Regions from separate parts of the Homo sapiens genome. Here region 2 is linked to region 1. A link is a loop called in an ENCODE intact Hi-C map of the cell type or tissue named here. Cell type or tissue: CD4-positive, alpha-beta T cell. All regions are shown on one strand. Links, peaks and the distances in the headings refer to the core of each region. The heading gives the core; the rest is flanking DNA.

Region 1 (6,277 bases), core at 645-5,644:
TAACCTCTGAGGTCAGGCACAGTAGCTCATGCCTGTAATCCCAGCACTTTGGAAGGCCAACGGTGAGGGGGGGGGGTGGATCACCTGAGGTCAGGAGTTCAAGACCAGCCTGGCCAACATGGTGAAACCCCACCTCTACTAAAAATACAAAAATTACCTGGGTGTGGTGTCATGCACCTACAGTCCCAGCTCCTAGGGAGGCTGAAACAGGAGAATCGCTTGAACCCAGGAGGCAGAAGTTGCAGTGAGCTGAGATTGCATCACTGCACTCCAGCCTGGGCGACAGAGCAAGGTTCCATCAAAAAAGGAAAGAAGAAAAGAAGGGGGGGAGAGGGGAGGGGAGGGGAAAGGAAAAAGAGAAAGAGACCATTGCATGGAGGAGCCCCTAACCCTGACAATACTGATTTGAACTTCTCTGGAGGATGGAACTTATAAATCTAAGCAAAGTAGAGAGAATGCTCAGTAACAACAACAGTTGTTTTGTTTTTTTTTTTAAGGAGGGTGGAGGGAAGAAGAAAGAGATGGAGAAAGCAACCAGATATGAGACAGGAAACAAAAAAGTGAAACAGAGGCCCACAGTTGGACCCAATTTGAAATCCAAAATTTACTAAAAGAATTTATACAACGTAAGATTTAAAAGGGCACTAACTGGCTTTTGTACTTCTGCAACATAGGTTCTGAATTAACTTTAACACAATTTGAATGCACCAACAGGCAAATCTTCATGGCCTTAACACTGAGGCTCAAACTACATTTATTCCTGGGATCTCATTAAATTTAAACAAATTACCCCCTATAATTATAATCTATAATATAGATCTAATTTATAAGTCTTTCATTTACAGATTAACATGCTATAATCTTAGGGGAGTTACTGAACAAAAAATAGAGGGCACATAAGTATGTTTCACCTTAACTGCAGGAATTATTGTCTAAATTTTCCAGTATCATAGCATTCATTGTCCTAAAATATCCCATAGTGAGCATGGACACTCTGGCCTAATGATCAATACATTTAAATATAATTAAGAATTTGACATATACAAAATTGGCTTGGCAAAATGAGACCCCATGGACCATACCCCTAGTAAAACCAGTTAGTATGGCTCAATGTAAATTTAAACAGAAACTTACAAGTACTGAAATCCATCACATGCCTCCATTGTTCCTTCATATAAGAACTCAATTTGGCCTGTTCTTAAATTTGGAATGAATGACACTACACAGTGGATTATGTAACCTTAATGCCATAGTGCTACCCAGTAAGGCCCCCAGACATTATATTATTGAATTGACTGACTCCATCTAATCAGCAACTGCAACGTATTTTGCTATTATAGATTTGGCTAATATGTTCCATTCAGCTCCCACTTCAACAGCTTCTTAGTCAAAACTTTCCTTTACCTCTAAAGGAATACAACCTATCTTTAGCTGGTGGCCACCCACAGGGTACCCCAACAGCCTTGCCATCATACACAAGCCTTTGCAGGGAAGGTCTTAACTGCACTCAACTTTCTCCAAGAGTACAGGCATGACATTATATTGATGACATTCTCTTCTGAAGGCATTCATTCGACATTCGACACACTCGTTCAGGACATACAAATAAAAACTCACCAAGGAGTTCACAGAAGAGAAATGGGCCATTGCCTTGTGCATAGTACAACGTCTTGCCACCATGCTAAATTCCTGAAAATTACCTGGTAAACTGCAGGGAACTCCATCCCCTGACTCTTAAGAAATAGCTAATGATTGTATCAGCACCAAAAATAGTAAGGGAAGCCCAGGGTCTTTTAGGCTTTTTTGGGTTCAGGAAGCAAAATATCCTTCCTTTGTAAATTTTTATTGAAGCCCATCTTCAATGGGCTTCCCTCCAACAACCGCCTCTAGAATCTGTCCAAACTGCAATCAACATGCATTTCCTTTAGTTCCCTCAGAGACTCCTCACTATAAAAGCTTTAGTAACCTCCTCTCATGCTTCCTGGAGTCTCTAGACCACTTATAATGGCTATAAGTTACCCCTGGACTTCTGATACAAGAAACTGAACCCCCTTGGCCCTGCTGTATACAATATAAGAATACCAAATTCTGGCCATGTGCTGATCTCTCCTGAGAAGAGAAACTTCTGTTCTCTGAACCCGTGACCCTCCATACCCAGGTCTCCATTATGCCTTGAGTCATACAAGTGGCACCCTGCAAGCTTGGCATAGCTATTGAGGCCTCTTTGCTACAGGACAGGGCCAAACGTGGGCCCTCTCGCATATTCTATTTGCCAAGTTGTAGGAGGATGAAAGGAGGGCCTCCCCTTTCCTCAGACCTTTGCCTGATGCCACAGTGCTGGAGGAGGTCACCCCTTTAAGATTTGGCTATGTAAGGAGCCACTTGCAATCAACTAATCAACAGCAATGGGAGTTCATACATTTTACAGATGAAAATATCACCATCAGGCATGACGGAGCTCACTGGAGAGCTGCTACTTTTCATCCCCTAATCAATATGTTGCTGATACAAGATGGGACCTATCTTAGTCAGCTCAGGCCGTCATAACAAAATGCCACAGACTGGGTGGCTTAAACAACAGACATTTATTTCTCACAGTGCTGCAGGCTAGAAGTCCAATATCAGGGTGCCAGCATGGTCAGGTTCCAGTAAAGGCCCTCTTTCTAGCTTGCAGATGGCAGCTTTATTGCTGTGTCCTCACACAGCAGAAGAGGAAACTCAAGTGTTTCTTCTTGTACTCCCACCATGGGGGCTTCATCCTCATGACCTCATCTAAAACTAATTGCTTCCTGAAGCCTCAACTCCTATCACATTGGGGGTTAGAACTTCAACATATGAATTTTAGGGAGACACAAACAGTCAGTCCATAACTGAAACCAAGGGTCACCACAATCGGACAAACTTCAGGCAGTCGTGTAACACTGGATACTCCGGCCAAAAGTTGATTCCATCTGCATATTTTTATATTCTTGGGTCATTGCCAGTAGTCTGACACTCTGGTCTAGTCAAAGACCACAACAATTTCTCGTTCAAGGTTGCCACACTTGGGGTAAAACAAAAACAAAAACAAAACAAAACAAAACAAAACAAAAATAACCAAACCTCTGGTAATCTCTCGCCCTACAGATACCCAAAATATAAATTAAAGTCACACATATCTCTACACATGCCCAAGCCACAATATAAGGTCTCATCAAGACACTCCTTATCTATTAGGTTGGTGCAAAAGTAATTGCAGTTTTTGCCATTACTTTGAATGGTAAAAACTGCAATTACTTTTGCACCAACCTAACACTTTGGAGTTCCAGACACTGATAGTACAAGAAACGTTTTGCTTCCCAGAACACACAATGCTGGGCTCTTGAACAAGGGATTCAATGGAATGTTTGTCTTCCTTATTGGCCTCAGGCTATAAGCCTCATAGAGCACCATAAGGGCTTACTAAACAAGCTCAAATTCAATAAAATAATATATAGTATGTTTTAGTCGTCAGTTAGACATCAGGGTGAATTGTAATAGTAAGACTCCTGTGTTTGATGTTTGAAGCTGTCATCTTTTTCAGCCTCACTGCTCTCATTTCCCCTTATGGCCCACATCTGGACTGATCACAAAGCCTAGATGCTCCCTCCTCTGGTGCTTGTGGGAAAGTCAAACCAGGCAAGTTCCTGTTTATGTACAGAAACCCTTGCCCCACCCTATACCCTAACCTCAATAAAAACTCCAAGCCAATCTCCTTTCAGTGCTCTCTCAAGACATTTTCAATCTGCTTGAGAGGACTGCCCTGCTTTATTTATGTCAGTAATAAAGCATTGCCAAAGGAGATTAACATCTGGGGCCAGGCGCGTTGGCTCATGCCTGTAATCCAGCACTTTGAGAGGCTGAGATGGGAGGATCACCAGAGGTCAGGAGTTCAAGACCACCCTGGTCAACATGGTGAAACCCCATCTCTACTAAAAATACAAAAATTAGCTAGGCATAGTGGTGGGCACCTGTAATCCCAGCTACTTGGGAGGCTGAGGCAGGGGAATCACTTGAACCCAGGAGGCAGAGGTTGCAGTGAGCTGAGATTGTGACATTGCATTCTAGCCAGGGTGACAACAGTGAAACTCTGTCTCAAAAAAAGAAAAAGAGAGAGAGAGAGATTAACATTTGAGTCAGTGGACTGGGAAAGGCAGACTCACCCTCAATCTTGGTGGGCACAATCTCATCAGCTGCCAGTGCAGCCAGATTAAAAGCAGACAGAAGAAAAGACCAGACTGGCTTAGCCTCCAAGCCTACATTTGTGCTGGATGCTTCCTGCCCTCGAACATCAGACTCCAAGTTCTTCAGCTTTGAGATATGGACTGGCTTCCTTGCTCCTCAGCTTGCAGACAGCCTATTGTGGGAGCTCACCTTGTGACAGTGTGAGTCAATACTCCTTAATAAACTCCCCTTTATATATCCATCTATCCTATTAGTTCTGTCCCTCTGGATAACCCTAATACACCATGGAATCACCTCATTGCTAAAGTTCCAATTAATGTAAGAACCAAAGTAGAGTAGTTTGGGGTTTTTTTCCTCTGTATTAATTTTAACTCATACCAAACTACTTTATAAAAAGGCCACTCTATAATATTCCACTTTGCTTTACTACAAATTCAAATTACCTAAATATTTTCCTAATACTAAATGAGAATCCAAACAAAATTGAGATACGAATCCACCTATGTCCACAGAGCAGCTACAACAGGTATAAATTTAACAAAAGAAGTATAAATCTTTTACTCTGAAAACTATATAATATTGTTGAAATAATTTAAGAATACATAAATAATTAGAAAGCATCCCATGTTCATGGATTGGAAGTCTTAATATTGTTAAGATGGCAATACTCCCCAAATTGATCTACCGATTCAATGCAATTCCTATGTAAAATGCCACATGGCTTATCTGCAGAAATTAACAAGCTAATCCTAAAATTCATATAGAAATTCAAAAGACAAAGAATAGCCAAAATAATCTTGAAAAATAAGAACAAAGTTGGAGGGCTCATACTCCCCCATTTCAAAGCTTAGTGTAAAGCTACAATAATCAAGACAGTGTGGTACTAGCATAAAGATAGACATATAGCTAAGTAGAACAGAATTAACATTCCAGAAATAAACCCAATATTTGTGGTGAACTAAATTTCATCAAGGTTGCCAAGACCATTCATTGGATAAAGAAGAGGTTTTTCAACAAATGGTGTTAAATATACTTATTCCAAAGAAAGCTAGACCCCTATTCATCTATATTTTAAAAATTCAAAATGAATTAAAAGCTTCAAGGTGTGTGAAAAAACTACAAAACTCTTGGGGAAAAATAGGTATAAATCTTGATGACACCAGATTAGCCAATGGTTTCTTAGCTATGACATGAAAAGCATAAGTAACAAAAGAAAAATTTAGGTAAGTTGAATTTCATCAAAACTGAAAGTTTTTGTGCTTCAAAGGACACTATCAAAAAAGAGAAAAAAACCCTAAGAATGGGATAAAATATTTGCAAATAAGTGTCTAATATCCAACATGTATAAATACCTATTCCAACACAACAATGAAAAGAAAAATAACCAAATTTTAAAATTAGCAAATAAATTGAATAGGTATCTCCCCCAAGAACATGTACAACTAACTGGCCAGCAACACATGACAAAATGCACAGCATTTTCAGCCATCAGAAAAAGTGCAAATCAATGCCATAATCAGATACCATGACACACTCATTAGGACAGCTATAATTAAAAAGACAGACAATAACAAGTGTTGGTGAGGATATGGAGAAACTGGAGCCCTCCACATATAGCTGGTGGGAATGTAAAATAGTGCAGCCACTTTGGAAAACAGCCTGGCAGTTTCTTGGAAGATTAAATACAGAGGTGCAATGTGACCAAGCAATCCTCCTTCTAGGTATATTCCAATGAAAAGATATGTTTACATAAAACTTGCACATAAATTTGACATTATTCATAAGAGACAAAAGTTGGAAAGAATGCAAATATACTTCAACTGATGAATGGATAAACAAAGTGGATTACCTATACACTGGAATATTTTTCAGCTATAAAAAGGAGTGAAGTACTGATACATGCTGAAATGTGGATGAAGTTTGAAAGGCCACATATTATATGATTCCATTACACGAAATGCCCAAAATAGAGACAAAATGGCTTAATGGTTTCCCAGAACTGGGGCTTGAGGGAGTGGCTGCTAATGGATACAAGATTTCTTTCTTTTTGGGACTGTGAAAATGTTATAAAATT
Region 2 (6,277 bases), core at 526-5,525, 180 kb before region 1:
AGAGAATCCCAGCCCATCTTCAAGGAATCAGTCCCACATTGTAATGTGCCCGCTGGAACAACCTGGTGAACTTTCAAACTCTACATGTTTACTTATTCAATTCATGCATTTATTCAATAAACAACTGCTGATAGCTCTGGGTCAGGCCCTGCCCTAGGTAGGGGACACAGGGAAAATGTGGGCCTGTCTTCACATAACTTACATTGCAGCAGGGGTAACAGGCCACAAACAAGTCCAGACAAAATCACCACACACTGTGATTTGTTATGAAAGAAACACAAGGGACAGAACTAGAGAAGGCACTCAAGGGTGGACGAGGGGAAACCCACTTTGGAAGGCGTGGTTGGGAGGACCTCTTGGAGGAGTTGGCATTTACAACAAACATTCCTCTCAGCTGCGCCCACCTCCTTTATGCATTATTGATATCGTTATAGAAACCTAGAAACAAAGCATCAGAATCATTCTTGAACATATCTTCCCTTTGTATATACCAATGCAAGTCAGTATGCTTGTTTCCCTCATGGACTTCACATATAAATCCCCCCTCTGCTCCTGTGATGGGCACCAGGTTAGCCCTTAGTGCCTCTTGCTGAGACAATGCCACCAGCTCTTCTTCCCCGGCTCTTTCATTTAGATCCTCCTCCTCCCTGTGCCTGTCATTCAGTCTGAAGCACAGATGACTCAACGTAGTCTTCTAAATAAAGTCCAAACTGTTCTTTCTGGTATCTGAATCTTTCCCATCTGATTTCCTGCTACCACATCAGGCACAGTGTAAACCCCAGGCAGGTAGGATTCCATCCCGTGGCTTCCTGTCCTACTTACTTCATACAAGGCTGTGCTTGAGACGTCCGCTGTCCAAGCAGATAAATTACTGGCTGCAAATCTGTCCCAGGGGGCCACTTCCTATCATAGCCACATATTTTTCCCAGTTCTTGAACCCCAGACTCTCTAAAAGCTTCACACTTTTTGCAACTGCTCCTGGGAATGTAGTCACAGTGGGCATGACCGAGGTGGGCCATGTATAGTTTAAAAGTTAGGGATGATCTATAATATAGTATGATCATTTTCTAAAATTTTTGAAAACAATATGCAGGAAGATAAAAATCAGAGTTTATCAAAATTTAATGGTTTTATTTGGTGTGTGGGGGGGATAATTTCTGCCAAAGCACCACTACTCTTTCCCCCAAGAGAGGGTGCCATTTACCTAATAATTTTCTTCTGTCATCGTTTAGTTTTTACTTTGGCTTCATTGTAAGCATTAATCTCTGGGTTTGATAAAGTTTGAAAGGCTGATAGTTAAGTGGTTAGGACTGCTTGGGTTCAGATCTTGGCTCTGTCTCTTACTTGTGTCTGACTTTGGACAAGTTGCTTAATCCCTCTGTGCTTCATTTTTCATCCTTAAAATGGGGATAAAAGTGGTACCTAATTATTGGAATTGTTGTATGAAAGGAGTCATTAGAGTAAAGTGCTTAGAATATTGCCTGGAACATATCAGCACTCAGTGGTAATGCCACTGATATCACCCCCATTAACACAACATGGAGCCTTAGTCACAGCCCATCAGTCTTTTGACTTCCCTTTTCTTCCTGCCACTGGTCCTCCTATGGCTTCGTATCTTTCCAGGGCGATAACTATGATCACTCTCAGTGGTCTGGCTCGGAAGAGGCAACCCTAGAGAATGGCGGTGCTTTTTCCATCTGTCTTTACTCAGCACCCTAAGTCCGAGTGAAAAAGAGAGAAACACACAGGATGCTGATTTGGTTTTGATGTGTGCCCCACCAAATCTCATGTTGAAATGTAATCCCCAGTGTGGAGGTGGGCCTGGTGGGAGGTGTTTGAATCATGGCAGTGGATTCCTCATGAATGGCTTAACCCATCTCCTTGGAGATAAGTTCTCATGAAACCTGGTTTTGTAAAAGTTTGTAGCAGACCCCCTCCTTGCTCCTGCTTTTGCCATGTAAGGTTCCTGCTCCCGCTTAGCCTTCTGCCATGAGTGAAAGCTCCTTGAAGCCTCTCCAGAAGCTAAGCTGATATCGGTGCCATGCTTCCTGTAAAGCCTGCAGAACCATGAGCCAATTCAATCTCTTCTTCTAAATTTATAAATTACCCAGTCTCCAGTATTTCTTCATGGTTATACAAGAATAATCTAACACGGAAAACTGGTATTGAGGAGTGGGGCATTGCTATACAGATACTGAAAATGTGGAAGCAGCTTTGAAACTGGTTGACAGGCAGAGGTTGAAAGAGTTTGGAAGGCTCAGAAGAAGACTGGAAGACGAGGGAAAGTTTGTAATTTCTTAGAGACCGTTGAAATAGCTGTGCCCAAAATGCTGATAGTGATATGGACAGTGAAATCTAGGCTGACAAACTCCCAGATGGAAATGAGGAATGTATTGGAATCTGGAGCAAAGGTCATCCATGTTACAACTTTGTAAAGAGCTTGGCTGCATTCTGTTCATGCCCTAGGGATGTGTGGAAGTTTGGAGTGATGATTTATAGAATTTGGTGGAAGAAATTTCTCAACAGCAAAGTGTCTAAGGTATAGCGTGGCTGCTTGTAACAGCCTATTGCCAGATGTGGGAGCAACTAAATGACTTAAAGTTGAAATTCATATTTAAAAGGGAAGCAGTGCATAAAAGTTTGGAAAATTTGCAGCCTGGTCATGTGGCAGAGAAAAAGTAAAGAGGAATTCAATCAGACTATGGAGCAACCACTTGCTAGAAATATCTGTATAAATAAAAGGGAGTCAAGTGCTAATATCCAAGGCAATGGGAAAAAGACCTCAAATGCATTTCAGAGACCTTCATGGCAGCCCTCCCATCACAGGCCCAGAGGCCTAGGCGGGAAGAATGGTTTTGTGGGCCAGGCCCAGGGTCCTGCTGCCCTGTGCAGCCTTGGGATATTGCTCCCTGCATCCCAATCACTGTGGCTCCAACCTTGGCTCAAAGGGTCCCAGGTACAGCTCAGGCTGCTGCTTCAGAGGGTGCAAGCTGTAAGCCTTGGCAGGTTCCATGTGGTGTTAAGCCTTCAGGTATATAGAAGAGTGCAAGAGTTGAGGCTTGGGAGCCTCTGCCTAGGTTTCAGAGGATGCATGGAAAAGCCTGGATATCCAGGCGGGAGCCTGCTGCAAGGGCAGAGCCCTCACGAAGAACCTCTACTAGGGCAGAGCCAATGGGAAATGTGGGGTTGGAGCATCCACACAGAGTCCCCAATGGGGCACTGCCTGGGGGAGCTATGGGAAGGGGGCCGCCATCCTCCAGACCCCAGAATGGTAGATCCATTGGCAGCCTGCACCTCTCAGCAAGGAAAAGCCACAGGCACTCAACTCCAGCCCATGAGAGCAGCCTTGGAGACTAAACCCTGCAAAGCCACAGTGGGGGAGCTACCTAAGGCCTTGGGAGCTCACCCCATGCACTAGTGTGCCCTGGATGTGGGACATGGAGTCAAAGGAGATTATTTTGGAGCTTTAAGACTTAGTGACTGCCCTGCTGGGTTTTGGATTCGTGTGGGGCCTATTGCCCCTTTCTTTAGGCCAATTTCTCCCTTTTGGAATGGGAATGCTTACTCAGTGCCTATAATTACCATTGCATATTGGAAGTCGATAATTTGTTTTTTATTTTACAGGCTCATCAGTGGAAGGGACGTGCCTTGTCTCAGATGAGCCTTTGGACTTTGGACTTTTTTAGTGATGTTAAAATGAGTTGAGACATTTGGGAGACTATGTGCAGGGGATAATTATATTTTGCAATGTGAGAAGGACATGAGATTTGGAGGCCAGGGGTGGGATGATATGGTTTGGATCTGTGTCCCCACCAAATCTCATGTTGAAATGTAATCCCCAGTGTTGGAGGTAGGGCCTGGTGGGAGGTGTTTAGATCATGGGGGCAGATCCCTCATGAATGGCTTGGGCCACCCCCTTGGTGATGAGTGAGTGAGTTCTCATGAGATCTTGTTTTGTAAAAGTGTGTGGCACCTACCCCTACCCCTCGATTCTCTCTCTTGCTCCTGTTTCTGCCATGTGATGTGCCTGCTCCTACTTTGTCTTCTGCCGTGAGTAAAAACTCCCTGAGGCCTCCCCAGAAGCTGAGCTGATACCAGTGTCATGCTTCCTGTAAAGCCTGCAGAACTGTGAGTCAATTAAACCCCCTTTCTTTATTAGTTTCTTAGTCTCAGGTATTTATTTATGGCAATGCAAGAACAGCCTAACAGAGACGCATTTCACTACTCCCCATTCATCCAGAGAAAATATTAACTTCTAACTAAGCCAGAAGGTGGCCTTGGGTCTTTCTCAACACAGAACTCCAGGAGCCCAATAAAGAATTCCAGCCCTAGACCAGAGACCACACCCTTGTCTATACCTAATGCCCTGATCAAGAGGAAGACATACTTCTATAGGACAGGGGCTGGGAAGAAGATGGTAACTCTAGGTCCACAGGAACTTACTGGATTCCTACTATAGGGTCTAGTCTCCTTGAGCTCTTCTGGACAGGCTTTGAAAGCAAAGTCTTTAACAGTAATAAGAGTGCCATATAGTACAGTCAAACACCATAGGCTCTGCCCAAGTCCCATTCCTGCTTTGAAACATACTAATAACATTCTTCTAAGAAAACAAATTAATCCTCTTTTGTTAAATGGCTTGTTTACCTTCCGTCATTAGACTTATCTGAGAATTAAATGAGAAAGTGCATATAAAGCACTTTACAAAGTGCCTGGGACACAATACATGTTAGCTGACACCATCAGTACCAGCACCAGCAGAAGCAGCTCTCTTTCATCAGCTGTCATTTCTTCAAGATTCCCATCTGTCCCACAAGACCCAAGATGGCACCATATTTTATGAGATCCTGTCTCATGCAAGCCCCTATAGCAAGCCTTATGGAAATATCTTCAAGTCATCCCTAACTTCACCAGATGAACAATTCAAGCAAATGATTTGTGCAAGTGGCAGGTATTGACACTGACAGTCCTCCCCAGCTTCACAAGCTTCTACTGCTCTAGGGGGTAGTTTTCCCAGGGCCTGACTGACTGAGGACCTCAGCATCTCAGTGTCCCAGAGCTAGTCATAATTCCTTCAAACTTACTTTTTTTTTTTTTTACACTAATCACAATTTAATCATTATAGGGGGGAACAAAAAGTTCTCCTGCTGTTTATCCATTCCCTCAACCACCCAGACACTCCAGAGAAGCTTCCATATCTCCTCTGGAGTCCACTTTAATATATGACAAAAAGAGTCATCTTTCTTATTTCTTTTCAGGAAACAGGGGAAATATGGGTGCAGATGAACTGGTAAAATGAGACTTATAGTCCAGGGACACAAATGTAAAAGAGAAAGGAGGCCCAAATCTGAGAGAGCTGTGGCATTCTGCAACCACAGGCAAGTCTAGCAGTTCTTCACAGCCCAATTAAATGCCACCTTCTCTATGATTCAGTTTCCCTGTGGATAACAGAACTACTTTAAGAAAGACAGAGCTGCTTAACGAAGAAGGCAAAGGCCAGGAGTGCTAACACTGACTCTCTCAAAGTTATAGAAGTAATCACAGAAGATCAAAGCCAGCATCAGCCAGCCCAGGACTTCTGAACTTCTGGCACATAAATGGCTTAAAGCTTTCTTTTGATTTGGGAAATTTTCTTTAATATTTGCCCAGTCACATTCACATAGGAGAAAATTTAGTCAAATACTGACGGAGGTTAGTTACTTAAAAGACCAAAGGCTAATATATCAAGAGACCTTTGAGTAATTAAAGGCAACTTTTTACCATTCCTCTTTTATATCAATTAGACCCATTGTAATAAATCCCTTTTCCCTATCTGAAGTACTTAAAAGCTTGAGCCATCATCCATGAACACTCTAACTTTAGCTCATCATTGTCTGAATATCTTAGTAGTTAATACCTTGGGGAAAATATTTAAACTGGAGCATTTTAATTATATGCTTAGTGTGGAAGTTGTTAAAAGATAACACCATCTGATGTGAACCCAATTTAAATTCTGCTGAAGTTATTAATATGGTATAAAATTATAGAAATGATCAAGGGCTTATATAGTAGCTTTTATTAATAGAGCAATAAGAAAGTTTAGGTGCTCTATTTCTGTAGCTTGGATTTTTTCTGTTCTAAAATAGTCTGCTTCTGTGTCAGAGATCTGATTAGTTATATTGAAGCTTCTGAGGGACTTGTGGATTATTACATGTCAGATACTGCTTTAGTCAGCCACTTTTGAAAGCAAACCAAGTTCAAATCCTGAGAAACCAAGTCAAATGTTGAAAAGGGGATCACT

The links. A loop is a pair of places that touch in the nucleus more often than their neighbours do. Peaks named below come from ENCODE experiments on the same cell type or tissue, not always from the same donor. Only the 100,000 strongest peaks of a DNase experiment are listed, where the experiment ranks them.
Region 2: it touches region 1 in a loop (2.4-fold over the local background); 6 of 110 quality-filtered maps call a loop at or near these places.

The regions. Positions count from the first base shown.
Region 1 is chr13:29,078,581-29,084,857 of GRCh38, reverse strand. The region is part of intron 4 of MTUS2 (microtubule associated scaffold protein 2); the gene reads right to left. Among named protein-coding and RNA genes, the nearest start is that of MTUS2-AS2, 170 kb to the left of the region's middle. In CD4-positive, alpha-beta T cell, for the core only: no CTCF peak of the experiment used is centred there; a DNase peak (open chromatin) is centred at 3,627; H3K27ac peaks cover 1,058 bases.
Region 2 is chr13:29,261,389-29,267,665 of GRCh38, reverse strand. The region is part of intron 5 of MTUS2 (microtubule associated scaffold protein 2); the gene reads right to left. Among named protein-coding and RNA genes, the nearest start is that of MTUS2-AS2, 14 kb to the right of the region's middle. In CD4-positive, alpha-beta T cell, for the core only: no CTCF peak of the experiment used is centred there; no DNase peak of the experiment used is centred there.